Linked DNA regions of Homo sapiens: regions 1 and 2 are each linked to region 3. The links are chromatin loops, found by intact Hi-C in ENCODE. Cell type or tissue: PC-9. All regions are shown on one strand. Links, peaks and the distances in the headings refer to the core of each region. The heading gives the core; the rest is flanking DNA. Region 1 overlaps GCLC-AS1 (GCLC antisense RNA 1). Region 2 has its middle 12 kb from the start of LINC01564. Region 3 has its middle 3.7 kb from the start of GCLC.

Region 1 (5,692 bases), core at 2,168-4,667, 55 kb before region 3:
AGAGCCCTCAGAAATAATGCCACATATCTACAACTATCTGATCTTTGACAAACGTGACAACAACAAGAAATGGGGAAAGAATTCCCTATTTAATAAATGGTGCTGGGAAAACTGGCTAGCCACATGTAGAAAGCTGAAACTGGATCCCTTCCTTACACCTTATACAAAAATTAATTCAAGATGGATTAAAGACTTACATGTTAGACCTAAAACCATAAAAACCCTAGAAGAAAACCTAGGCAATACCATTCAGGACATAGGCATGGGCAAGGACTTCATGACCAAAACACCAAAAGTAATGGCAACAAAAGACAAAATTGACAAATGGGATCTAATTAAACTAAAGAGCTTCTGCACAGCAAAAGAAACTACCATCAGAGTGAACAGGCAACCTACAGAATGGGAGAAAATTTTTGCAACCTACTCACTTGACAAAGGGCTAATATCCAGAATCTACAATGAACTCAAACAAATTTACAAGAAAAAAAACAAACAACCCCATCAAAAAGTGGGCGAAGGATATGAACAGATACTTCTCAAAAGAAGACATTTATGCAGCCAAAAAACACATGAAAAAATGCTCATCATCACTGGCCATTAGAGAAATGCAAATCAAAACCGCAATGAGATACCATCTCACACCAGTTAGAATGGCAGTCATTAAAAAGTCAGGAAACAACAGGTGCTGGAGAGGATGTGGAGAAATAGGAAGACTTTTACACTGTTGGTGGGACTGTAAACTAGTTCAACCATGTGGAAGTCAGTGTGGCGATTCCTCAGGGATCTAGAAGTAGAAATACCATTTGACCCAGCCATCCCATTACTGGGTATACACCCAAAGGATTATAAACCGTGCTGCTATAAAGACACATGCACATGTATGTTTATTGCAGCACTATTCACAATAGCAAACACTTGGAATCAACCCAAATGTCCAACAATGATAGACTGGATTAAGAAAATGTGGCACATATACACCATGGAATACTATGCAGCCATAAAAAATGATGAGTTCATGTCCTTTGTAGGGACATGGATGAAGCTGGAAATCATCATTCTCAGCAAACTATCCCAAGGACAAAAAACCAAACACCGCATGTTCTCACTTATAGGTGGGAATTGAACAATGAGAACACATGGACACAGGAAGGGGAATATCACACACTGGGGCCTGTTGTGGGGTGAGGGGACGGGGGAGGGATAGCATTAGGAGATATACCTAATGCTAAATGACGAGGTAATGGGTGCAACACACCAACATGGCACATGTATACATATGTAACAAACCTGCACGTTGTGCACATGTACCCTAAAACTTAAAGTATAATAATAATAAAATTAAAAAAAAATGTGGTAGTAAAATATATGACAACAGTAGCGCAGAGAATGGGAGGTGGTGGGTGAACGTGTACTCCTCTATGGTGTTTCCTTGTATATGAACTGATTTAGTGTTAGTCTATGCTTAATTGTAGTAAGTTAGAGATGAATATTATAATCATTTAAAAATATGCAAAGAGATACCTTATTTATTTATTTATTTATTATACTTTAAGTTCTGGAATACATGTGCAGAACGTGCAGGTTTGTTACATAGGTATACACGTGCCATGGTGGTTTGCTGCACCCATCAACCCATCACCTACATTAGGTATTTCTCCTAATGCTATCCCTCCCCTAGCCCACCCACCCCCTGACAGGCCCCAGTGTGTGATGTTCCCCTCCCTGTGTCCATGTATTCTCACTGTTCAACTCCCATTTATGAGTGAGAACATGTGGTGTTTCGTTTTCTGTTCTTGTGTTAGTTTGCTGAGAATGGTGGTTTCCAGCTTCATCCATGTCCCTGCAAAGGACATGAACTCATCCTTTTTTATGGCTGCATAGTATTCCATGGTGTATATGTGCCACATTTTCTTTATCCAGTCTACCACTGATGGGCATTTGGGTTGGTTCCAAGTCTTTGCTATTGTGAATAGTGCTGCAATAAACATACGTGTGCATGAGTCTTTATAGTAGAATGATTTACGATCCTTTGGGTATATATCTAGTAATGGGATCACTGCGTCAAATGGTATTTCTGGTTCTAGATCCTTGAGGAATCACCACACTGTGTTCCACAATGGTTGAACTAATTTGCACTCCCACCAACAGTGTAAAAGCATTCCTATTTCTCCACATCCTCTCCAGCATCTGTTGTTTCCTGACTTTTTAATGATCACCATTTTAACTGGTGTGAGATGCTATCTCATTTTGGTTTTGACTTGCATTTCTGTATTGACCAGTAATGATGAGCTTTTTCCCCATGTTTTTTGGCCCCATAAATGTCTTCTTTTGAGAAGTGTCTCTTCATATCCTTTGCACAGTTTTTGATGGGGTTGTTTGGAGAAATCATTTTTAAATACAAGATATTATTAATAGAGGACATAAAATAGGATACCAAAAGATGACAGGAAAAGTGCATTAAAGGAAAGAGAACATTAGAAACAAATAGGAAACTAACAAGATGGTAGACTTAAACTCAACCATATCAATTATTACAGTAAATGTTAATGAACTAAGCACTTCCATTAAAAAGGATAAAAAAAGAAAGACCCAACTAGAAGCTGTTTAAAGGGAAACACTTTAATTCTAAAATCATAGCTAGTTTGCAAGTAAAAAGATAGAAAATATTTATTATGTAAGCACTAATTGTAAGAAAGTTGACATGGAGTATTAATATCAGACAAAGTAAAGTTCAAAACAAGAGTATTCCTAGAGATTAAAAAGGGATACTTTATTATGATAGAAGGATCAATTCATCAAGAAGACATACAATTCCTAAGTGTGAAGATACCTAACAGAGCTTCATAGTGTATGAGGCAAAAACTGACAAAACTATAGAGAAACAGACAAATCCACAATCAAATTTTGGGATTTTAACATTCCACTCTCAGTAATTGAAAAAAAAGTAGGCAAAGAAAAGCAGCAAGGATACAGATGATTTGAAGAACATTATCAAAAATTCAACTACTAAAGAAAACTACACACTATACACACCAATTATATATTATTCTGAAGTGTACATGGAATATTCATCAAGAAAGACTGTACCCTGGGCTATTAAAAGGTCAAACATTCAACACATTGAAATAACAGAATATTCTATGATCAAAATGAAACTATACTAGACATCAATAATAAAAAAGACATCTAGAAAATTCCCAAAGGTTTTGAAATGAAGCCACATTCTACTAAGTAACCCATGGCCAAAGAAGAAATCACAAGGGATAGTAGAAAACACGTACGAAGAACAACAATGAAAGTACAATATAACCGAACGACCAAGATGCAGCTAAAACAGTAATAAATGTGAAATCCACAGTTTTAGCTACTTATTTTGGAGCACAAGCATATTTCTATTTTAAAATGAGAATGGAAAAATATATTTCGATGTGGAATTTCGTTTTATAGCAAATGCGCTCTGAATGTCTCTGTGAATTGAGGAATATTTGTACACCAAATGAAATAAAAAGGCACCTACTGAAAAGATCGCTAGAGGGCACTATTATCAAACTTCCAGAGGAAACAGTTTTTAGTGTGGATAACTTAAGAAATGTTGTTAGCTCTAAAACTGACTCAAGATGGCATTGAGATTTTATTCCTCTGTTTTATAGATGAGACAATTGAGGTCCAAAGAAAGGAAATGACTTGCTTAATATCATACAAACACTAGTTGTAGAGTCAGAACTAGAACCCCAGTCTCCTGACTCATTAGAGAATCACATCATGATTCTGCACAAACTCAGACAGACCCAGACTTTCCTATACACTTGTGGCAAATGAGAGGCTCTTTTCCACTGGGGTTGCCCAGCTACTGTAATGCATGCCTGGCGTTGCTGGAGCTGCTGGATAGGGCTGGGCACTGGGGGAGTGTGCTCTATGGAGAAAGCCTGCCTGAGAGTGAAACCGTTATAGTGGAAGGTGTAAGCCAGGAATCGGGAGACGGGACTTGAGAGCATTTGAGCCAATAACCTGTGCCTGAAGCTAGTGCCACCTCTTGGACGTTTCTGTGATATTAGCTGGTAGGTTTTCTTTTTTTCTAAAGCTGGTGGGTGTGGGGGTTTTCTGTCACTTGCATCCAAAATTTCTGAATATGCCAAGCGTCTCTACTTTGCAGAAAGACCAATAGTATTCAAAACACATGGCTTTATTTTGGACAAAGCCAAAAAAGGTTCTGGGAAACTCACCAGGACTGTTTGAGAGGTGATAAAAACATATGAAGAGCTTCTCATGTTTCATTTTCTAGAAATTTTAGATCCTAAGTCATCAGTATGATTGTTTTTCTCTGCTGACTTCATTGCATTCTTGGAAGGCTAAATTATTTCAAAGGAGACTATTAAGAAAATGTGTGTTATATACTGGTAGAAAGTAGATGCAGGTTGTGTCGTCTTTAATATAATAGTGTTGTCACACTCTCCAGGGGCAGAGTAGGGAGCAAACATGGCTTGCCTGAACAGTTTATGTCCTTTGCTTTTATGTACATTGCCTTATTTCCACCACATAGCAAATCGGCGAAGTGTTCTCATGTCTATTTCACAGATGATATATAGACAAAGTCTAAAGTCACCCAGCTAGTATGTATAAATATTAAGATTGGAACTCAGTTCTATACTTTTGCTTTTATGCTAGAAGTACTTGTATCCTGTCCCAACACAATGCTGATAAACTTCCTAGGAACTTCAGAATGAATCACTTTTGATTGAGATGTTGGCTTTTAAACTGCTTTCATTTGCCATGATGAAAGTGTAATGTATTAAAAGGGCATAAAAATGCAGTTTTTCAACACATTCGCCACGCTATGATACAGTTTGGCTGTGTCTTCACCCAAATCTCATCTTGAATTGTAGCTCCCATAATTCCCACGTATTGTGGGTGGGACCTGGTGGGAGATAATTGAATCATGGGGGGCGGTTTCCCCCATACTGTTCTCATGTTAGTAAGTCTCACGAGATCTAATGATTTTATAAGGGGTTTCCCCTTTGGCTTGATTCTCATTCTCTTCGCCTGCTGCCATGAATGACGTGCCTTTTGCCTTCTGCCATGATTGTGAAGTCTCCCCAGCTGCGTGGAACTGTGAGTCCATTAAACCCCTTTTTCTTTATAAATTACCCAGTCTCAGGTATGTCTTTATCAGCAGTGTGAAAACGGACTAATACACTAGTTTTTGCTCAGAAAAGTTTCTTTTCTCCTTCCTCCTTTCTGAACCAGTTTAACCCACATTTTGCTTCTGTTTGAGGCATAACAAACCCAAAATGTGTAAACTGCCCTCATCTTAAGTGTACAGCCAGTCATTTTTAAACATCTTGATATCCATGAATCGTCACCCAGATTGAGATATAAAACATGTCTAGCAACCTAGAAGTTTGTCTCTTTGGTACTTGTTCATTTCCATCCAGAGGTAACAGGCTGGAGTCCAGTGGCATGATCACAGCTCACTGCAGCCTCGATTTCCTGGGCTCAAGTGATCCTCCCACCTCAGTCTCCTGAGTAGCTAGGACTGCAGGTGCACACCACCACATCCAGCTAATTTTGTTTTGTAAACATGGGGGTCTCATTATGTTGCCCAGGCTGCACCCAGCTCACGGTTCTCTTTAATGCATCTTCCATACTTAGATTTGTAATGTTTCATTTTATAGAATATTGAGAATGAAAAGGG
Region 2 (5,692 bases), core at 1,538-4,037, 68 kb after region 3:
TATCCTTATATCTGCTCATGCCAATTCTCATCCCCTTTCTTTCTAAAAAATAAAGGCTAAACTAAAAATATTTGCTTCACCACAGTGTTGTGCAGCTGGAGGGGCCGTATGATTCAGGAGTATGATCCCATGAGATAGAAATAGAGGGTTTCTGTGAAAGCTTTTGGTTTCCTAACACAGGTCTCTCCCCTTCCCAACTCCCGCTTTCTTCTTCTCCCTGTCTTGAATACAGATGTAATACCTGGAGATGCAGCAGCTATCTTGCAACAAAGAAGTAATAAGCATTAAGACAAAAGCCTCACTCTAAGGGTGGTGGAGGTAAAAAAACAGAAACAGCAGCCTGTTGAACCTCCTTGGACTGCCCCAGACTTCTTGTTTCGTGGGGCAAACTTACTGTTTAAGCCACTGTTTTTGAGTTTCTGTTATTTGTAGCTAAACATATTCCTAAATGCTATAGTATGTCACTACCTTTTTTTTCTCATTTATTTAAATTTATTTATTTATAGACAGGGTCTCACTTTGTTGCCCAGGCTAGATTGCAGTGCACAGTCATAGCTCACTGTAGCCTCGACCTGCTGGGCTCAAGGGATCCTCCTGCCTCTGCCTCCCAAGTAGCTGGGACTACAGGAGCATGCCACCACACCCACCCAGCTAATTTTTTAAATTTTCAGTAGTGTTCCAAACTTGTGTGAGAGTGTAACCACCCAATAGTTTCTTCCTGCCCACTGCACAGACAAAATCAATCCACCAAGGCCAAGTCATTGCAATAAAATTTAATTGACACGAGGCCAGCCATGCCACGTGGGAGATGGAGTTATTACTCAAATCAATCTCCCTGAAAATTTGGAGGCTAGAGTTTTTCAAGGGTGGTTTGGGGAGCCAGGGAGTCTGCTTCTGGGTAGGGCCACAGGACTGGCTAGTGGGGTTTGGCAGGCCTGGGTGGAGACGTTGGTTCATTGGTCGTCAGAAATGCAGAAACCTGAAAAGACATCTCAAAAGGCCAATCTTAGGTTCTATAATAGTGATGTTATCGGCGGGAGTAATTAGGGGAGTTGCAATTTTTGAGACCTCCAGACTAATGGCTGGTAATCGTTTAAGTCTACACCTTAGCAGAATTCAGGCTCCTCTCATCCTAATAACCTGGTGGATGGATTAGCTTTCCTTAGCTTTACAAAGTGGTATAATTTTGGGGAAGCACTATTACCATTTAAACTCTAAACTAAATGTCTCCCAAAGTTATCTTGGCATAAGCCCAGGAATAATTAAGGCCAGTTTGGAGGTTAAAGGCTAGATGGGGGTTGGTTAGTTCAGATCTCATTCACTGTAATAATTTCCTGATTGTTATAATTTTTGCAAAAGTGATCTCAAGAGAAGAAAACTATGTATATGCATATGCATTTTTGTGTATATGAGTAAATATTTCTGTAGAGATGAACAAAAAGGTGATACCTAGCCTGGGCAGCAAAGTGAGACTCTGTCCAAATAAAAAAGTTAAAAATTAGCTGGTTGTGGTAGTGTGTACCTGCAGTCCCTGCTACTCAGGAGGCTGAGGCAATAGGATGGCTTGAGCCCAGGAGTGTGAGGCTGCAGTGAGCTATGATTGCACCGCTGCACTCCAGCCTGGGCAACAGGGAGAAACCCCATCTAAAAAAAAAAAAAGAAAGGTAGTATCATTGGTTGCCTTTGGGTAGAGAAAACAGGTGGCTGAGGATCAGAGCCAGGAGTGAGGCATGGCTTTTGTACATTTTAAATGTATTTTTAAAAATTAAATATATGTATCTTACTGTATGATTTAAATTATATACATTTCAAGAACAGACAAAATGAATTACGGTGATTGAGGTCAGAATACTATTAACTCTATGGGGAGATATTTACTGGAAAGTGGCATGAGGCGGTCTTCTCCAGCTAAGAGATCAGAGATATCCTCTATCTTGAATTAGATGGTGGTAACATAGGTACATGTATATGGAAAAAAAACATCAACTCCATACTACTATTTGTGCACTTGATGTACCTCAGTACAGTTTTAGAGCATATACTTTGAATAATAAGAAAGAAAATTAAGATAATTATTAATATTCTGTGGGCTTCTTGTTCACTATCATCTTAGTTCAAATTTCAACAATTTCCCTAATTTAAAGTTTTTTTAAAAGAGTTTTCATGTGAGAATGTGTATGTATACATATGAATGTCAATGCAGAGGAGATTTGTGGCCAATCTGTGGGTTATTTCCTATATAAAATAACCCTTCATTGACCTCACTTCATTGTCCAGTTATCACCCCAGTTTTTTACAGTCACGCTTTTTCAGCACTGCTGTGTGTAGGTGGGTATATGTGCCTAAACTCAGGACTAGTATACACCCAGGTATGAATAGATCAAGTCACATACTTAAGGATTTGATGTTGGAGTTTGCTTCTATAGCAAATGAATTTCTAAATATTAGCTCAGTGCAGCTTTGATGAGTGCACGATGAATCAGCAAAAGCTTAAATAAGGGAGTGTGCACCAATGACAAATTCCCTTTGCAAGGGAACTTTGATCTCTACTGGATGACTACCTGCTTCTGCTGTGCACTCGCTCTCTCCCTCTTTGCTTCTAGCATAACAAATACGTTCCCCTGCATTGAACGTGTTTTCCTAACAACAGTGGCGAGATGTGACAAGGAAACTTGTTTGGAGCAACGTCTGAGTCACAATAGAATTAGTATCAGGTACAAATGACCACAAAGTACAGGTGCTGAGTCACAGTGATTTGGGATTCTCTAGTAAAAAGGACATGTGGAGAACTTAACTTTTATTTCCTCTCTTTTGCTGGTGTAAGTTTGGAGGTATCGTCACACAATCACCTTTCATTCACTAACGCTCACATTTTAGGTGCTTTTCCTTCTTACATAATAAAATAGCAAAGCACATAGGCCTGGGGTCCCTGGGGAAAGCCAAGTCTGCCTGGCTGCCTTGAGAACTCTGGACTGGATTTGACATGGAGGAGTTGGGGATTGTTGCTCAGGGATCAGAACAGTGAAACTCAGGTTAATGAGTAAAGAGTGAGAATATGTGTTTGTATGTTTCTTAATCCCATCTACTAGGTGATTACAAAACTCATTCAAAGTTGAACACAGTAGAGGTATTTCAAGTTGCTTTAGAGAGAGAATTACACACACACAAAAAATCTTTAGGAGCCAGACAACCACTGTGGACACCAATAAGAGAGCTCCAACATTGGTGAGGTATAGACCCGTCAAAGTTGTTGGTAATAACAGCAAGGTCCATCTGGCAAGATTGGTCACCTGTGGTGGAAGTGGTGGTGACAGCAGGGATGCAACTGCAGCAATCAATGATGATGATCTCACTAGGGTGGGGAGGTGTTAAAGGCATCTTCACAGCAGCACAGTGCCCAGAATGCCAAAGAGCAGCAGGATGGATCCAGCATCCTCTCCTGATAAAAGAGGGCTAGAAGACGGGAGGCTCCGGGAAGTCTACTGGGTGAGTATTAGTCCACTCTCACATTGCTATCAAGAAATACCTGATACTGGGTAATTTATAGAGAAAAAAGGTTTAATTGACTCACGGTTCTGCAAGCTGTCCAGGAAGCATAGCGGCTTCTGACTCTGGGGTGGCCTCAGGAAGCTTCCAATCATGGAAGAAGGCAAAGTAGGGGCAGGTATCTCACATGGCAGTAGCAGGAGGAAGAGAGCGAGGGGGAGGTGCCACACACTCTTTAACTACCAGATCTGACAGATAACTCATTGTTCCAAGGGCAGGACAAAGGGGATGCTGCTAAACCATTCATGAGAAATCTGCCCGCATGATCCAATCACCTCCCACCAGGCTCCACCTCCAACACCGGATATTACAATTCAACACAAAATTTGGACAGGAACACAGATCCAAACTATATCAGGGTGGAGCCCTACATCTAATGTTTCTTGCCCTTGCTCTTGGTAGCTAGTGTCTCATTGGACTCTAGTGTCTGCTTGTTCTATTGGATCAGGAGCTCCTTGAGGGGAGGAGCCATATTAAATTCATCTCTGTACCCCTAGTGTTTAGCAGTGTTTTATTGAGTTAGTAAATAAATCCATCTCTATTCTTTATCAAAACTCTGAGCTGTGATGAAAAAGTCACTGTCTCCACCTGTGCTTTGGATCTGTCAGTAGGGCCTTTGCTTCTACAGTAACATCATCCTACACAGAGTAAACACCTACTGAGTGCTGATTATGCCTGCTGTGGTTACTACAATCTCTTAAGTTTGCCTTTAAGCTTTGTATGTAAAATTTTTAATTGCTTTGCTATTTTAATCTGATCACATTCCCCTGGTTCCTCCCTTTTAACTTTAAGCATATGCAATGTGCCCGTTTGCACAACAGTCTGAAGTTTTATTTCTATGATTCCTCCTTTTCTGCACAAATGTTCATGTTTCTCATACTTCCTATTACTTCTGAACATTTTCCTAATGACAGAAGTCATAGAAGCACTCCTTAAAAGTTGATTTTTTGTTTGTTTGTTTGTTTGTTTGTTTTGAGACATTCTGCCACCCAGGTTGGAGTGCAGTGGCATGATCATGGCTCACTGCAGCCTCGACCTCCTGGGCTCAGGTGATCCTCCCACCGAAGCCTCCTGAGTAGCCGGGACTACAGGCACCTGCCACCACACCCAGCTATTTTTTGTATTTTTTGTAGAGATGAGGTTTCACTATGTTGCCAAGGCTGGTCTAGAGCTTCTGGGCTCAAGCAATCTGCCCACCTCAGCCTCCCAAAATGTTAGAATTATAAGCAAGAGCCACTGTACCCAGCCGAGAGCTGATTTTATATTAATATCTACAGCTCTGGTTAGACACAGTCTCAGGGAATTTGTGGCCAGTCTGTAGTGTTGTCTCCTTACTTAAAAAATACTCCTTCCTTGACCTCACTTCAGTGTCTAATTATAATTTCATTTTCTACATCTATCCATGAAAAAAATGTATAGAGTGGGGGGAAATCTACCTTTCCACCTCCATTTCCTCATCATCCACTTCCACCTGAACTTGCTGCCACCTGACTTCAGCTTCACCACCTGTGAACACATCACTTTCTCTAAAGCCTCCCACGCTTTCCTTCTGACCTTGAGCCAGTGGGCTGTTTTCATACTTCTCTTTCATAGTTACTTAGTTGCGTTAACATTGTCAAAAAGTAAAACAAAACTCCCAAGCCTAAAGCCTCCCCTGCTTTGAGACAGTCTCCCCATCCTGACACCTGTGACCCTGAGTTCATCTGCATTATTCCAACCCATCTGGTGAATGAGTTAATGCTGATTTTTGATCATCCAACATGGTGTCAGCCTCCTTCAGCCTTCCAAGGTGAGCCTATGAATTTCCTCCCTTCTAAGTCCACATACGTTTGTTTCCTCCCACTCTGCATCTTTACCCCATTCATGGCACTCTTAACTCCACATAGCCCCTTAGTTTTCTAAACCCATTTAAAACCTTACACCATCAAGGAGAAGCATAGCTTCTTAAACTTTCCCTACTGTAATGGCTTCTCAGGGTTTGTGTGAACAGTGGGGGTTTTTAATTTTTTGGTATAATACTAATTTATCAACACATGTATACTTCTTGGTGAATATGCTTAAGGTTATTTTTTTCATGAGTGTATATTGCTCCCCGAGATCCTTTCTTGCATTTGGGTTTTTTCCAAAATGCTTAATATGGTCCTCC
Region 3 (5,692 bases), core at 1,190-3,689:
GTTTAATAAATATGTGTTGACAGAGCAATGACCTGTCAGGGGAAAAGTGAAGGCAACTAGATCATACATGTACCTACCCAGAAAGTGTGTATTTATCATACCCTCTTCCCTCGCACTACAGAGTTAACATTTAGTAAGCACTTATTAATTGCTAAATGAGTGAGTACATGATAGCAGGATTCTCTTCTCCCACAGCCTTCATATTGGATGTGCCCCTCACAGGGCTTGGGGGCATGAATACCCAAGGTCTGGCTGGGATTTCCACAATGGTGTGTGTGTGTGTCTGTGTGTCTGTGTGTGTGTGTCTGTGTGTGGTAGGGATGTTTGAAGCTCAGGAGAAGATGTTTCCATCCTCATCACACAGGTGGGATAGAAATCAAACCACATTCTAATTTTTCCACAGCCTTTTCAACAACCTCCTTTGCCCTCCCACCAACCTCACCAGATCTGTATATGGTTCTGGCACTCTGTTGTTTTTCCTGCTTGAAATTCTCCATCTGACACACTCATGTTCATCTCTTGAGTCACAGTTATTCCTCTCTGTGTTTTGGTTGCATTCGTACATTAATGATAGAGTCATTTTAAAGATAGCTCCACACTAAATAGTGAATTCCTCTGGGGCACAGATGACTTATGCCTTTTGTACCTTTAATTCTAGAAAAGTGCTTGGTATAGAGTGTGTGCTTAATAAATGTTAGCTTCTCCGTGAAAAGCAGGTAGTGGGAGAGGGGGAGAAACAGTGTTTCCCATGTAGGTAAGACATCCAAGGATCATTGGGTTATTCTCATAATGTCATCTGACATTCTCATAGACCTGCATTGTTCAACACGACAGCCATCAGCCACATTGGCCAATGTACATTTGAAATGTGGCTAACATGACCGAGAAACCAAATTTTCATTTTAATTTAATCAATTTAAATGTAAATTTAAAAACTGATATTCCATTCAGTTACTGGAAAACTTTTAAGTAAATTTGAAACAAGTTGGAAATGTGAATCCATTTTTGACTGTAAATTTTATGAAATGTAATTACAGATCAAGTATTTCCAATGAAAACTTAGTGGCCCAGATGTGTTGTGAGTGTAAGTCACACACCAGATTCTAAGACAGTAGAATAAAAAGATGTAAATATCTCATTAAAAGTTTTATATTGATTACATAGCGATATAGCATTTTGGAAATTTTGAGTTAAATATGATGTGGTATGTTATTTAATTTACCACCACCCCCACCCACTTTTATTTTTAATTTTAAAGGAGGCTACTGAAAAATTTAAGATTACATATGTGGCTCTCATTCCACTTTATTGAAACAGTACTGATGTAGACCTTGATTTACACTTTGCAAAGCAGTTTTCCCATACACCTGCTGCACACCATACACTTTTCCCATGCACCTGTTAGGAATCATGGACCTGGGCGGTTCAATAATAGACTAAATTCTAGTCTAGCCAAAGCCCTACGCGACACTGAACCTAGTAAGAGTTTAACACTGTAATTGGAGTTACTCTGTCCTAGATCCCGGCTCACACTCACATAAGGGACCTCCCTCACCCTATCCTACCCCCCCGAATTCTGAACCAGCTCCCCCAGCGGGGGTCCCAGAGCTTTGGACAATCCCAAAAAGGGCGCCGGCGCTGCTGCACCACAGGGCAGTTATGCCCAATTTAAACCTTGATCTCTCAGTGTCTTTAGCCTTTTCTGTTACAAAGAAAAAACAAAAATCCCATCACGGATCAACTGAAGTCATATTTAACAAGAGTTACTCCCCTCTGACAATGCTTTGCCTGCATAGGTCCACTACTGCTCGATTTCATTCTGTAGACTGCACCCAGGGCCAGGTTTCGACATCTGGAAGTGAGTTTTCAGCAGACAGCTCCATCAGGGCTGTAACGATAGCTGAAGGGGAAAGAAGGAGCTCATATCTTGCAGAATCAGCTCTTCCCTAGACCATGACCAAAGGCCGATTCCCAGTAGTGTCTTCCGCGGAAAAACGCGAGACCCGCTCTCCAGGAACCCATCTCTGCCCAGCGGCGCCCTGGCACCGCAACCTCGCCTCGCAGCCCCGCGGACCAACACAGGCCCCGCCCCCAGAGCCGTCCGGAAAACCTGGACCGTGGAGATCCGCATGGGGGGACGCCGTGCAGTCGTGAGGCCAAGCTGAGCATGCTCGGAGAGCCGGCCTGTCGCGGGAGGAAGCGGTGTGGGCCGCGGGCGGCGCACGCCGCGCAGTTGTTGTGATACAGCCCCCGCCACGTGACTGCGCGGGCCCGCCTCCCCCGCGCGCGGCACCGCCTCCCCGTGACTCAGCGCTTTGTGCGGGCTCCGAGCCGGAGGTCAATCTGGGGGAGGCTTCTTAGGGCAAAGTCTCAGTCCATCACTCCTGACCTCTGGGCTGCTGCTGCTGCTAGGATTGCCGCAGTCGTTTCAGACACGATGGGTTTCGGGCCTCCAAGGACCAAAAAATACATCATTTTCTCTGTGGTCACGCCATTCCCAGTTTCCCTTGAGTCAGCGGCTTCGCGAGATCAAATAAGGAAAACAGAGAGAGTGCCCAGGGGACTCTGAGGAAGGCACTTCTAGGTTATCTGCCCCTGCCTTTACCGCTCTCTTTGGCTTGAGTATCCCTTGACCTTGGTGGTCTGTCGCTTGGGTCCCAGTATATCACATTCTATGCCAGGCACTTTGAGCTGGTATCCGTAAAACAGTACTAATCTTTGCCACATTTTATAAGTGAGGCAACTGAGATCCAGTAATACTAAGTAACAGGTAGTGGCTAAGCTGGGGTTTGAACTCCAGTGATATTTCAAAGCTGTCTACTACACCACTTAGCCTGGGTGAAGCTGGTGGCTGCCTTCAGTGTGATTCTTCCTGGGACTTGATGCCAACCTTCATTACATCCTTTCTTCTCCCTTGACACACCCTTTCCCCAAAACCCGCGGATCTGCCTGTGAAGTCCTTAAGCTTTTTGTCTGTTAAATTTCTTTCTTTTTTTTTTTTTTTTGAGATGGAGTCTCGCTCTGTCGCCCAGGCTGGAGTGCAGTGGCGGGATCTCGGCTCACTGCAAGCTCCGCCTCCCGGGTTCACGCCATTCTCCTGCCTCAGCCTCCCAAGTAGCTGGGACTACAGGCGCCCGCCACTATGCCCGGCTAATTTTTTGTATTTTTAGTAGAGACGGGGTTTTACCGTTTTAGCCGGGATGGTCTCGATCTCCTGACCTCGTGATCCGCCCGCCTCGGCCTCCCAATGTTAAATTTCTTAATTGGTGAAAACAAATAGTTAGTTATTTCTTAACTTCAGTGTACATGTTAAACAACAAAAGATACAGAAGGAATTTTCTCCCTACAATTGAATTGTACTTGGAATTTGACTTGATCTTATTCAAGAAGATCCCTGGGGGCTTTATGATGGAAGAGCAGTAGCCAAAAGACTGGGGCTTTGGCCCCATCTCAGAGGGCTACCTGCTGGGTCAATCTAAGCAAAGTTGTGATAATCATTGGAGAGTCCTTTCCTCTCATCTGTACAAATGAGAGTCTGGAGGAGATAAAGTTTCCCTTCCAGCCTAAACATTTTCTGATGTTATTACTAAAATTAGTTGAAAGAGTTCAAATCTTTTTGTATCGTGTACTATTTGTAATACATGCTGCTGAGGTGTGCTATTGTCATTGTCAAAAAAGCAAGGAAACTCTTTTGACCTTTTCCAAGCCAATTTTTAGTTTACATGGATTTTTGAAAAATATAAATGTGCTTGTTTTCATGTAGAGTTACAAAAGGTCTGTGAAGTTCAAGTGAAGAACTTTTTTAACATGGAGAAGTTTGAGTGTGCTAAAGAAGATGGGTAGGCATCAAAAGGGGGCAAGATTGAAGATGTGGGAACAAGAAAGGATATTTTCAGAAGCAAAATGTCTCAGGAGACCTGACTTGTTGGGATCCAGAACACATGGGAAGTGGTGAGCTTTTTTTCCTAGAAAAATCTCATTGTCTTCTTATAGAAGATAAAGACGCCATGATAATGTGTTGGGACAGGGCGAGTGATATCTGAGTCCTGTAGACTCACTCTTCTCACTGGAGAATAATTAAAGATAACTTTTTATTATGGACATTTCCAATAAAGCACAAAAGTTGAGAGAACATAGTATAATGGCTCTTCATGTACTTTTTTCTTTTTTTTTTTGAGACGGGAGTCTTGCTCTGTCACCCAGGCTGGAGTGCAGTGGCATGATCTTGGCTCACTGCAACCTCCACCTCCTGGGTTCAAGCAATTCTCCTGCCTCAGCCTCCCGAGTAGCTGGGACTACAGGCGCCTGCCACCACGCCGGGCTAATTTTTGTATTTTCAGTAGAGACGGGGTTTCACCGTTAGCCAGGGTGGTCTTGAACTCCTGACGTCAGGTAATCTGCCAGCCTTGGCCTCCCAAAGTGCTGGGATTACATGTGTGAGCCACTGTGCCTGGCCCTAGTTTTTGTATTTTTGGTAGAGATGGGGTTTTGCCATATTGGCCAGGTTGATCTCAAACTCCTGACCTCAGGTGATCCGCCTGCCTTGGCCTCCCAAAGTGCTGGGATTACAGGCATGAGCCATGGTGCCCACCTCTTCATGTACTTATTATTCATCTTTGTATGTTACAGTTACTTACCTCCTCCCATTAGTTTAAAGGAAATCTCACTCAAGTCTGATCTCAGGACCTGAGCTCTAAGTGAAGGTTGAAGAAAGAAAGAGGAATGTAGAAGATGAGGTTTGAGCAGCTGATATGGGAGGTGATCTAGAAAGATGGAAAATAATGAGCAATACCCTAATATCCGTAAACCAAAAATAAAATTCTAAGCCCTCCAACTACCTGAATGGACCACTCCTCTAGGCCAAGAACATTCTAAAGTAAACCTGAGGCCAGGCGCAGTGACTCACACCTGTAATCCCACCACTTTGGGAGGCCAAGGCAGGCAGATCACCTGGGGTCAGGAGTTCAAGACCAGCCTGGCCAACACAGCGAAACCCCGTCTCTACTTAAAATACAAAAATTAGCCAGGTGTGGTGGCATGCACCAGTAATCCCAGCTACTTGGGAGGCTGAGGTGGGAGAATCACTTGAACAGGGAGGCGGAGGTTGCAATGAACCAAAATCACGCCACTGCATTCCAGACTGGGTGACAGAGTGAGACTCCGTCTCAAAAAAAATAAAAAATAAATTAAAAAAAAGTAAACCTGAAATATGAAACACTACTTCAGGCCATGATGGAATAGGTGATCAGACATGCCTAATTATAACATCCTCCCTTTGGATTTCAGGCACAGCTGACCAGCATTAACATTGAAACAGACCTGAAGACTGACTAAACAGGTTCTTTGGAACAATAAAATACCAACATGATGGATAATAGGCCCTGAAGAAATCAAGTATTTTATCTTAAAATACAGTTCTTTGACATATTTTGAAATGGCCCTGCAAAGCTGTTTCTTGTGGGGAAAATCTACATCCTGTAGAGAATCCCCTTCCCTTTCCAGGTCTTTTTCCTGATCCAGAAGAGAATTAACGGAGTCTGGCACCTTTTTAAGTCTCCCAACAAACATTTACAGTCTATTCTCTTTGAAGCCTGCTACCTGGAGGCTTCATCTGTATAATAAGAACCTTGGTCTCCACAACTCCTTAGTTAACCCAGACACTCCCTTCTATCGATTCTAGGTCCTTAGGTAA

What was found. A loop is a pair of places that touch in the nucleus more often than their neighbours do. Peaks named below come from ENCODE experiments on the same cell type or tissue, not always from the same donor. Only the 100,000 strongest peaks of a DNase experiment are listed, where the experiment ranks them.
Region 1: it touches region 3 in a loop (8-fold over the local background); 38 of 110 quality-filtered maps call a loop at or near these places.
Region 2: a loop joins it to region 3, with 9 times the contacts of the local background. A loop is called at or near these places in 11 of 110 quality-filtered maps.

What each region holds. Positions count from the first base shown.
Region 1 is chr6:53,489,579-53,495,270 of GRCh38, forward strand. The region is part of intron 3 of GCLC-AS1 (GCLC antisense RNA 1); the gene reads left to right. Among named protein-coding and RNA genes, the nearest start is that of GCLC, 53 kb to the right of the region's middle. In PC-9, for the core only: CTCF peaks have their summits at 3,541 (motif pointing right) and 3,742; no DNase peak of the experiment used is centred there.
Region 2 is chr6:53,613,315-53,619,006 of GRCh38, forward strand. No RefSeq gene overlaps it. Among named protein-coding and RNA genes, the nearest start is that of LINC01564, 12 kb to the right of the region's middle. RefSeq lists an enhancer at 2,097-3,296. In PC-9, for the core only: no CTCF peak of the experiment used is centred there; DNase peaks (open chromatin) are centred at 2,587, 3,227 and 3,827; H3K4me3 peaks cover 2,283 bases; H3K27ac peaks cover 2,500 bases.
Region 3 is chr6:53,545,946-53,551,637 of GRCh38, forward strand. No RefSeq gene overlaps it. Among named protein-coding and RNA genes, the nearest start is that of GCLC, 3.7 kb to the left of the region's middle. RefSeq lists a silencer at 2,197-2,426. In PC-9, for the core only: no CTCF peak of the experiment used is centred there; a DNase peak (open chromatin) is centred at 2,186; H3K4me3 peaks cover 1,466 bases; H3K27ac peaks cover 2,355 bases.